Linked DNA regions of Mus musculus: region 2 is linked to region 1. The links are chromatin loops, found by intact Hi-C in ENCODE. Cell type or tissue: heart. All regions are shown on one strand. Each heading gives the region's core, and the rest is flanking DNA. Links, peaks and the distances in the headings are about the cores only.

Region 1 (5,376 bases), core at 326-5,325:
ATGCCGTGCCCCAGAAATAAACACCAAACTGCTCTCCACCCTGACCTTAGAATCTTAGTTAAAATGGGGCTGGGGAGATGTCTCAGTAGGGATAGGCTTGCCTTGAGTTTGGCTCATCAATGCCCATGTAAAACTCAGGCACGACAGCAGGCGTGTGTAACCCCAGCACACCAGGGTGGAGATGGGGGCAGGGCATCTCTTGAGACTACTGACCAGCTAGCTGAGAAAGTAAGCCCAGGTTCACAGAAAAGACTCTATATTAAAAAAACAATCCATAGAAGAAAATTTCTGAAGTTGACCTCTGTTCCCCCACCTCCACACACACACAGACAGAGAGACAGAGACAGACAGACAGATAGAGACAGAGATCCTTTTTAAAATATCCTAATCTCTAGAGTTGAAATATGTATAACTTGAATTACATATACTCAGAAATGTAAAGAAAAAATATTTTCATAATATTAGCTCCAACTATACATACATGTCAGGAGCAAAAACCTGGTTTTAAAATCTGAGACATTTGATCTCAGGACTCAAACTCTCCCATTCTGCAGACCACTGTGAGAGCCAAGGGCTATTCCACTGGGTACCTATGTGTTCTATCACCAGCTAGAGACTGCCTGTACATCTCTAGCTCCTTGCCAAGGAAACATTATTTCCTCATACCCTACCTTCCGACAAATCTGAGGACACATTTGCACTCTGCTTTTAACTGTTGGGTTTCAGTAGACTCTCAATGCTTCCAGTCATCCAGAATGGTCTAGAAGTGGTCAGTTAGTTTGGAGCCTGGTAGAGTCCTCCCCATACTTTCCGAACAACAGAGGCCTTGCCTGTGCTGGGGCCAATGCTGTGTAAGGAAAAGTGAAAACTCGGCTTGGATTTTCTCTGTGAAGGAAGAAATATGGAGACACCGTGAAGTACTACTGGAGAACTGGCTAAAATGTCTACTTCTCATCAGAGCGCATGTGGGTATAAAAGAAAGAGGCACTTAAGCCGAATGTGGTTTGAGGGAGACTCAAGTGGGAGTCTCTACCCATCGTACTGCTGGAAACACAAGAGAAATGATTCCACACCTTGCTGACATCTGAGAGTTAAAAACATAAATGAGGCCGGGTGATGGAGATTTAAAAAATATCCAATAAGAAGAATTTGACATCCCTTCTCTGTCACCTTTTGGAGGAAGCTATTTTTTTCTTGTGTCCTGCGATTACATAGGAGGCGACGTAGAACAGCTGAATTGTTCTGACCCAAACATCCAGGGGACTCGGAGCTGCCGCTGGAACAGTGCACGCCCAGGAAGAACAGAGGGTAAGGGGATGGAGAGGAGGCTGGCACGTGACATAGTAGTACTGTCACATTGAGGAAGCCAGAGACGCTGTAAGGAGGTCTTTTAGGAGGTTCATCTTTGTGGTTGCCAGTGTGGTCCCTCCCTGCCTCCAGTGAAGCCTCACCTAAGGTTTGTAGTCACTGTACAGGGTTAGGGACTCAGCCTTAGTCAAGTTATCTGAGTAAGGGGTCAAATGGGAAACAGGTAGACTGTGGGGTTCAGCCGCCCACAGGAGAACACCCAACGGGTAAAGTGAGAGGTCTCCGATGACTTCTCTGACTCACAAAGCATGAGGTCCTCAGAGCCACTGGGTCAGGGCTGGAACAGGATTTTAGAAGAGAGGAAAGGGCTTATCTGGAGGGGTGGTAGCTTCCTTTGTTGAATCTGGGCCTCTGGCTATGTTCACACATCATCAGGGTCCACAAAGGACAGAGAACCAGAACCTGGGTCAGGGGTGTCAGAACCAAGGCAGAACCTGGGTCAGGGGTGTCAGAACCAAGCACCAGGCTGCCTTTGGGGGTCCAATGCAACAGGTGACAACCTTCCATGACATGTCTGTCACTCACGAATAACTTGCCTTGAATTCTGCTGTTAGCAATGCCTGTTTCCTGGCTGCTGTCGGAGCAACTTCTGCAGGGTCTGAAGCGGAGTAAGGACCTAGCAGAAGATCTAACTTAGGATCATTATTACTGGAGGTCAACTCAAGGCAGACGGTTGGGTGTGGGAAGGAAAGTTTCGAACACTAGAACTATCCTGGGCACAAGGGGGATCCTGGGGGATATTGGAGGATGACTCATGCATTCAGAGTCGAACCTACCATTGTCTGGAATCATCCCTAAGGCCTTATTTTCTCCTGTCAGTGTTCAACATTCTTGGTCTGATCCCTTGGAGAATTTGAGCCCACAACTACCATCAGACCAATACCCCTGGGCAAGCTCCATTGGCCAGCAAAGTGTGTCTCAACAAGTCAAACCCAGCTCTGGGAGAGCCAGGAACTCATCTATGGAAAGCAATGCCCCAGTCTCCATTTCCAGACAGTGGCTTAAATTCAAATGTCGAGAAGACAAACTGAAGCAAGATGCCATGGCCCTCACCCCAGGTCCCTGCCATGCCTGGGAGGGATCAAAAGGCTAATAGGGAATCTGCAGTTCCTCCTGCCATGGTGGGAACTCTTTGCTCTGGAAAGAAATTCTTCCCTGGATGAAGGATAAAATGATCCCCTTAAGTATTTAGGATGCTGGACACTATGGGTCCCCTCCCCAAAGTCACAGAGTGAACAGAACCCTCTCGGATATGTCCCCAAGGAAACAGGGGACTTTCCTTTAAGGAAAACACATTCTCTATGAAGCCAATTCTCTGAGCTTTATAGAGGAATCAGTGCTTTGAAGAGAAGATCTTTTTCATCTAGCTCCACAGGCCAGCTTATTATTAGCAGACATTTATGTGGACAGTACCCAACAGCACAAACACACTTTGTATTTAAATGACACAGTCTTTGGTGATTGTTTTACTGTGTTTAAATCATGGTTGTGGTGAGGAATTTGGGGCAATTTCAGCATGCTGCTCATACAATACATTTTTGGAGGATGATATTGACGATATAGACAAGTTCCAGGTGCAGATATTTTTGTAAATCTCCTCAAAGCCACAGTACATTCGAAGAGAAAAAAAAATGTCACTTTTACTTCTTCAAATTAAGGGCTCCATACAACCTGTACCATGCAAGCCTCACACATGTTTATTTATTAGTGGTGGAAGAAGCAGGATTGGGGAGGGAGGGAGGGAGGGAGGGAGGGAGGGAGGGAGGGAAGGAGGGAGGGAGGGAGAAAGGGGGGAAAGGGAGAAGGAGGGAGGGGAGGGAGAGCGAGAGCGAGACTGAGAGAGAGAGCGAGAGAGAGCGAGAGAGAGCGAGAGCGAGAGAGAGAGAGAGAGAGAGAGAGAGAGAGAGAGAGAGAGAGAGAGAGAGAGAGACTATGTTCCTGATTAGTGGCCAGCACTGACTTCAGCCATGGGGCGGTGGCGCCACCTTCTGGCCTTAAGCAGAGAGACTACCTTCCTTTTCAGTAGGAACGTGTGTGTGTGTGTGTGTGTGTGTGTGTGTGTGTGTGTGTGTGTTTCCTATTAGGCTGCCAAGAAAGTCATAAATGGCTGTAAAACTCAGTCATATTAAAGAAGGAATGACATAACTGCTGACTGAGGCAGCTGATGCCGCCAGTGTCGTGCACAAGGCTGACTGAGTCGGGGAGAAATCTAGGAGATGTTTACAGTTACTTTACAAACGGTGAATTTTAAGTGTGAGGACAGTTTAGGTTATCATGGATGTTCAAACTTAAGGGGTGAGCTGCCCAGAGAGACGCTCATTATATTGGTTATCTGTTCCTGCATCAACCTGGGTCTTGCTCACCTGTCTTTCTCACCACGAGCACTTATACCAAGGGATTCCATTCCCTATGGCTTGCTTCATCCTCCAATGGCGACATCTTTTGCATGAGAGACCTTGGCAGATGTTGAAACAGCCACCGCCCCTCCACTGCCCTTGTCTGGTTTGGGTAATTCGATGAATACACTATATGTTCTTTCTCAGTTGCCTATGTTCAGTGTCTAGTGTGTATGACGTTTGGTACTTCCTGGTTCCTCATAGATGATGAAGTCTGGGTTCGTGGTGAAGCTGGGCCTGCAATGTTTCTGTCAATGTTGGGAGTCTTCCTCAGTCAGTCATTTCTCACCTTCCTTTTTAAGGACAGTGTCTCTCACTGAATCCAAAGCTTAGCCATTTGACTACACTAGCTAGACAGCAAGCCCCAGCATCTTCCTCCTTAGCGGTGAAATGACACATTTTTTAAAAATGTGGGTGCTGGGAATCCAAGCTTGGGTCTTCATGTCCACCCAGCAAGCACTTTTCCCACGGAGCATCTCCCTCAGTCCTCATTGAGTGGTTTCCTTTTTCTTTCTTTGTTTCTTTCTTTATTCAAGACAGGGTTTCTCTGTGTAGTCCTGGCTGTCCTAGAACTCACTCTGTAGACCAGGCTGGCCTGGAACTCAGAAATCCACCTGCCTCTGCCTCCCGAGCGCTGGAATTAAAGGTGTGGGCCACCATCACCTGCCTGATCTGTTCTTTATAACTCTTTAGCCACAGTCTGGCCACAGTGAGCCTTCCTCGTGCTCACCACAAGATAGGGCAGCCTTGATAGATACTGCCACAACATTTCTCAGGTGCACTCAGACTACACCCAGCCTCCCCGCCCCGCCTTGCTTGGAGTAATTTCCTTATGCTTCACCTGCTCCTGTAATTTGAGGAGCATCTACCCATGCGTGTTGCATGACTCTTACAACAGGAGACTGCGCCTTCTGACGTTTGAACTGAGAACGCAACAAATTCTGAGCATGATATCCTACTTCTGTCTCCTAAAGTCTGGCAAACTTCACTAACCCAAAAGTACATGGAAACGACGTATCTTTGTGGCTGGGTCAGAGAGTTCACCATCGGGGGACGATGGGACAACCAACTTAACTTGAAAAGGGATTACATGCACAGACTCCCTCTTCTCTTCTTTGTTACTGATAAAAAATTCCCATATATTGCCCCTCCCTAGGATAGCAGAGTGCCCTGCTAAAAAGACCCATCTTCCCAGACTGCCACCTTTTCAGGTAGCTCTGGTTAATGAGACACAAGTAGCGAGTAAGCTCCAGGCTTCTGGAGAAGACAATGCCAGAAACTCAGATGCAGTATAGAGTGACTTTTTGAGAGATGAAGATATAAGACACACACTGGGGCCTGGAGAGATGGCTCCATGGATATAAGCACTAGGGCCTGAGTTCAAATCCCCAACATATACCTCATCTCAGCACAGCACAGAGGTGGGGGTGGAGCAAAGATGGGTATATTCTGGAAGTCCAGGGCTAGCTAGCCACTCTGTCTGAAAGGGCAAACTTCTAGTTCTGTGAGCAATTGTCTCAAGGTAACAAGGTGTAGTGAGAAGGGAAGACATCAGACATGCTACTCCAGCTTTGTGTGTGTGCAAGGATGCCATACCTGCACATTCACATAC
Region 2 (5,376 bases), core at 212-5,211, 510 kb before region 1:
TAGTAGAGCATCCACTTAGTATGTGGGAGGGCCTGGGTTCAACCCCCAGCACAAAAAAGGGGAGAAGGAAGGAGAGGGAGAGACAGGCAAGGAGGGGAAAGTTTTATTTTCAAGATTTACAAAACCTCAGATAAAATATAGTTGGGTATATTTCAAAGAAAGTGGTCTCATGACACATTTATCACCAAATTTCACTTTTCTCTTCAGAAGTTTGACTGTGAATACTAAAATGATTTCAAAAATTGCTCAAAGGTTACTATTATAATTTATTAAACTGCTTTATAACACAAAAACTTAAGGTGGAATTGCCACCTCTTAAATAGGGGGGGGGGGGAACCACAACAATAAAAAGTTTAAACTATTCTCTAAGAACTAATCAAATGGTAAAAGACAATGGAAGCTATAGATAATTAAAGAAAACTCTAGTTAGCACTGTTGTCTTTCCAACTAAATCTGCCATTAGCTTTAGAACCAGAGTTCAGAGCATTTTGCTTTAGTTTGCCAAGCTGTAAATAAATACTAGCAGATCTACAATTTGAATGAAAGGCATTATAGAGATTCTAATTACGAGTCCTTTTAAAAGCATAAATAGTTCAAAAGCTGGCCTGACTTAAAACTCAACCAAATAAAAAACTGCAACTGGCTCTCAATCTCTCAACTTTTTCAGACCTGTGGGATCCCATGCAATAAGCACCATGCCTGTGTGTCTACTTACTTACATTGTAATTAATTTGCTAACCAATTAAAAAATCAAGCTCATCAGAGCCACCTGCACCCGGTGGTTACCATATTGGTAGCCCATAGAGTATAGCATTTCCAGCTTGGCATAAAGTCCCCTTGGGCAGTGCAGCCGGAAAAGGGTGGGAAGCTTGCAATAGTATGGTTAAAGTAAGGTCTGGTTGTGCAAAACATTATCTTAGTAGTCATATTCCGCCTCGCTGGAACACGCAGAAATTCTACCAGTTGTTTCTTTCTTTAAGTAAATCTTTTAACAGTGAACTAACTCAAAAATACTGAGAACTCAGGTTTTATCCCAGATAAATATGTACTGGTTTCTTCCTGAGTCTACTAATTCCAAGGACATAAAGCTAATTTTAATCCGGGTGTTCAGTAACAACACTGCTACTGGGATCCTGTCTGACCGTCAAATATATTCCACTATCCCTATAACTCTTATCACTTGTCACATCAACTAGCCTGACTTCCAATATAGAAGGCAAGATGACAGACAATTTCCTTGGAGCTCAAACGTAATTAATCACAGCTGGCGTGATACAAGCTTTTAGCACACAGATCTTCTCCCATAAACCTGAGTTTTGAGCTAGGCTGCGATGATCCCCATCTATACCCCCCGACACCACCGGCTAAATGATTTATTTCCCCAGGGGTCCCAGAGGCGAGCTCTGACAGCAACATCTCTGTGTCCTCTGTCCCTCAGCCTGCATGCACACTGCACTTCCTTCCACTACCACTTCCTAGCTTCCTAGCTTGCCTTCTTGGAGGACTTCCCACCCATTTGGGTGACAAGCCTAAACGGTGCCTCTCCGCCCGGCCCCGAGGGCTCCCCTGCCTCACGCCCACCGACAACGGGGAGGAGCCACGGGGCACCCCACGCTCGGCGGCCTGCATCCGGCTGGGCCCGCAGCCCCGGGCCAGGCATTTGGCTGCCACGACGTCCCTCAAGTTCCCATGACCTCGCCCCACTCCCCGCCGCCCCCACGCGCCCCCACAACCTCTGCTTAAGACACGTGGAGGCACGGCTGCGCGTCCCGCGTGGAGAATGAGAGGGGACAGAGATGGCGCGGTGTCTGCGGCGGCGGCGGCCCCGGGACACGACGGGCAGGGGGGCGGGGAGTGGGGGGAACCAGAGATTGTAGAAAGGGAAAAGGTGACTGAGCTAGGCTGGAGGGGGTGGGGGTAAGATGGCGAGAGCGCCACTATGAGGGGCGGGGCGGGGGTAGCGGAGCCTGGGGTGACTAGAGGGACGGGCCAAGCCGTGCGGCGAGAGCGCATGCGCACCCGGCTGGCCAGCGCGCGCGGTCGCGGGCCTGCTTCTTCTACTTCCGCCACACTCCGGGGGCGGGGCTTCGCGCTCCCGCCTCGGCGTACGGAGCGGCCCGCAGCCACGCGGCGGAGCCTCAGAGCGGGAGTTGTGATGAGTCGAGTGAGCGATCTGGCAGAGGAGCTGGATTTGGCCTGTGGTGACTCTGCAGACCGTAGGAGTGAGCCCGAGGAGCTAGGATTATTGAGAGTCGGTGATCTGCACTGGGAGAAGGTCTATGCAAGCTTCTCTTCAGGGGTTGGTCAGGTGACCAGAATTGTTTCCAATGACAAAGGGGCGCAGAGTTAGGAAAGACTCTCTCCTCAGAGAAGCACTGTGTGAGGACTCAGTCCGTTCTAGGACCTGGGAACACCCACCTACCCACCCCTACCGGCCCTTGCGCAAAATCGAAAGCCTGTGAAAACTCATCTGCAAAGTTACCCCACCCCACCCCCGTTCCTTTCTACAAAGTTCCATTACTTTAAAAAGCATGCTTTAGTTAATAACTTTCACTATTGGGGAAGCTTTATAAACAAGCAGTGGTGATTTTTCCTTGCACCACTTATATTGAATTGTATGTATGACCTGTCTTCCCGTGTTTGATGGTTGCAGGTGTAGTACCTTAATGAACTGGAGACAATTGTGTGTGATGTTTTCACTCGGCTGTTTAGAAAAGAAAATATCCACTATCCTACCATTTCAAATATTATTTTTATTATATTATTTTTACTATTATTATTTATATTAGTCACTTTTTTCGCTAGGGTTTTACTGCTGTGAATAGATACCATGACCAAAGCAACTCTTAAAAGAACATTTAATTGTGGCTAGCTTACAGGTTCGGAGGTTCAGTCCATTATCAAGACAGGAGCATGGCAGCATCCAGGCAGGAATGGTGCAGGAGGAGCTGAGAGTTATACATCTTCATCTGAAGGATGGTAGTAGAAAACTGGCTTCCATGCAGCAAGGATGAGGGTCTTAAAGCCCACACCTACAATGACACACCTACTCCAACAGGGCCATACCTTCTAATAGTGCCATTCCCTGCGCCGAGCATATACAAACCATCACATTCACCTTTACCAGGTCTTTTCAAGCACTACTTACTTCATTAATGTCTTGCCTATGAATGTATGAGTTCTGAAATAATCCTATTTGCTGAGTGTCTTTAAAACAGCCATTCATCTGATCATCTCCTCTCTGGATTGCAATTGTCTTGTGCTTAGTCCTCTGTAACTGCCAGACACTTCAATATTTGCCAAATACACTTCCAAGAGTAGATTTAGGATGTGGAGGGTCAACATGAAGTGTAAGATCCAGGCTCACTCTGCCCAAAGCTGAGTGCGAGCTATATGGGAAAGTAGCCAAAAATTGTCATTATTTCCTTAAAAATTAAGACTAGATTATATACAAAAGGTGAAAAGACTTTTTTAGTACATTGCCAAGAAATAGGAGATTGGGCTGGGCGTGTAATCCCAGCATTGGAGAAGTCAAGGTCAGCCTTGATTTTTAAGACTGAGCTGTCTTATAATAAAAATAAATAAACAAACAAACAAACAAACTGCTGTAAAAACAGAAGACAGATTATCCAAAGAAAAAAATTCCATGCAGATCATTTTAATTAAAATTCTGCTCAACTAATATCATCGCACAGGCATTTCACCTCCAGATAAAGACCAGATTTGACTCAAAAACAAATTATAATGGTCAGGTCCAAAAAAAACTTGGGACAAATGGCTATCTGGTTCCTATTAGCTTAAAGCATGTGCTGGCCTCCAGGCTTCCTCAGGACCACAAGAACCTGGGACTCTTCTCAGCTCTGCTCATCTTGCCTTTTACCCTAAACCTTTCCAGCTCATGGGCTTCCCTCACCCAGAGTCTTAGTAACCCTACTATTTCAGCTACGCACACTCTTTGCCCCCTCTCTCTTGCCTCTCTCTAGGTCTCATTGCACAGACTCTCTTAGTCTTCCTCTCTTGCTCTCCCCAGCTCTCCTTTCATGGCTAGATCCAGTCTGCTGGCCAGGTTCAGTCCACTGCTTTCTCTCCCTGCTCTGGGCCCTTCCAGATGCCTCTGGCTCTACTCTCCCTCATACCTACAATAAAAACCTTCCCCTTACCCATACCTTGCAGCAGCCATGCCCTGCCTTTATTCAATAACAAAGCTGAAAACGAAGCTCTTGTGAAGTTAAAGCTTTGGAGACCATTAGCTCTCAGAAAAAGAAATGATTTCCAAAGTGGGTGGGAAAACACAACAGGAGGCCAAGTGACATCACACCACCAAAAGAAGAAAAGGAGGAGGAGGAGGAGCAGCAGCAGCTTGGCCATTGTCTATGTGCCCATTTTCAATGACAAAGGAAGTCCTCATTCTAAAAAGGACAGCAGAAGCCATAGCTAATAGGAACCATTTCTGTGAGGAAGCCACTTCTTCACTTAAGAGTGGTTCACTTCAAATAACCTGCAAATCTTGCTCTTATAATCCATGATTTTAATTTGTTAGGACAATCATGAGAGTCTCGCTGTAGAAATACAGTGGGCACTCTTACTGCATATGCATTTGCTGCTATAGTCAATTGCTTTTCTGACGTTGAAAACTATTTTTGTCTTACAATCTCAAAAGCAATCTTATTTTAATTTTTAGACTAAGTACTTCCTGGCAAGTTTCTTAACATCATTGAGCATCAGTTTTCATATCTATAGGTTGAGACGTTAAATCTGTTGAGCTAAAACCAAGCTGCCTAAAAGTCTATGCTCCTTTAAAATAGGAATTCCCCAAAAGTTGGGTCCTAAAGTTGTACAGAAAAAGTTTAACATGTTCGCTTTCAAAACATAGGTGAATGAATATAAAGAGCTCTTACTTTAGATACATGAAGATATCCAACTCACTTTATATACTTGAAAAGAAAAAACAATATGAATATGAAAAAGTAATTTGTTGATACATTAGATAGGAGGTGATAGTATTTATGCATAATCAAACTGGCTACTCCTACTTTCCAATTGCATTCATATATTGCAAAGCAGAAAAAGCAACATATTGATAAGATATGTTCAAAATTGCAATACTTGGTGGCTTTTAAAACTAAAATCATGGGACTGCAGTGATGGCTCAGTCCCTAAGAGCTCCTGTTTGGAAAGGGTCCAAGTGCAGTTCCCACCTCTCACATGCTGGCTCACAACCATCCATCCATAACTCCAATGCCAGAGTATTTGACACCCTCTTCTGACTTCCAAGGGCACCAGGCATATATATGTGGTACACATATTTCCATGCATCTGAAACACTCATAAAATAGTATTAATCTAAAAACAAAAACTAATCATAATCAGCTTCCT

Evidence for each region. A loop is a pair of places that touch in the nucleus more often than their neighbours do. Peaks named below come from ENCODE experiments on the same cell type or tissue, not always from the same donor. Only the 100,000 strongest peaks of a DNase experiment are listed, where the experiment ranks them.
Region 2: a loop joins it to region 1, with 2.4 times the contacts of the local background. A loop is called at or near these places in 2 of 42 quality-filtered maps.

What each region holds. Positions count from the first base shown.
Region 1 is chr17:44,259,970-44,265,345 of GRCm38, reverse strand. The region is part of intron 4 of Clic5 (chloride intracellular channel 5); the gene reads right to left. Among named protein-coding and RNA genes, the nearest start is that of Clic5, 74 kb to the right of the region's middle. In heart, for the core only: a CTCF peak has its summit at 3,340 (motif pointing left); a DNase peak (open chromatin) is centred at 3,369; H3K4me3 peaks cover 310 bases; H3K27me3 peaks cover 736 bases.
Region 2 is chr17:44,773,786-44,779,161 of GRCm38, reverse strand. It overlaps Supt3 (SPT3, SAGA and STAGA complex component), which reads right to left and starts at 1,996. Exons shown (of 12, transcript NM_178652.3): 1 at 1,734-1,996. It also overlaps a transcript of Runx2 not described here. In heart, for the core only: CTCF peaks have their summits at 1,476 and 2,121; DNase peaks (open chromatin) are centred at 1,591 and 2,031; H3K4me3 peaks cover 2,070 bases; H3K27ac peaks cover 1,640 bases.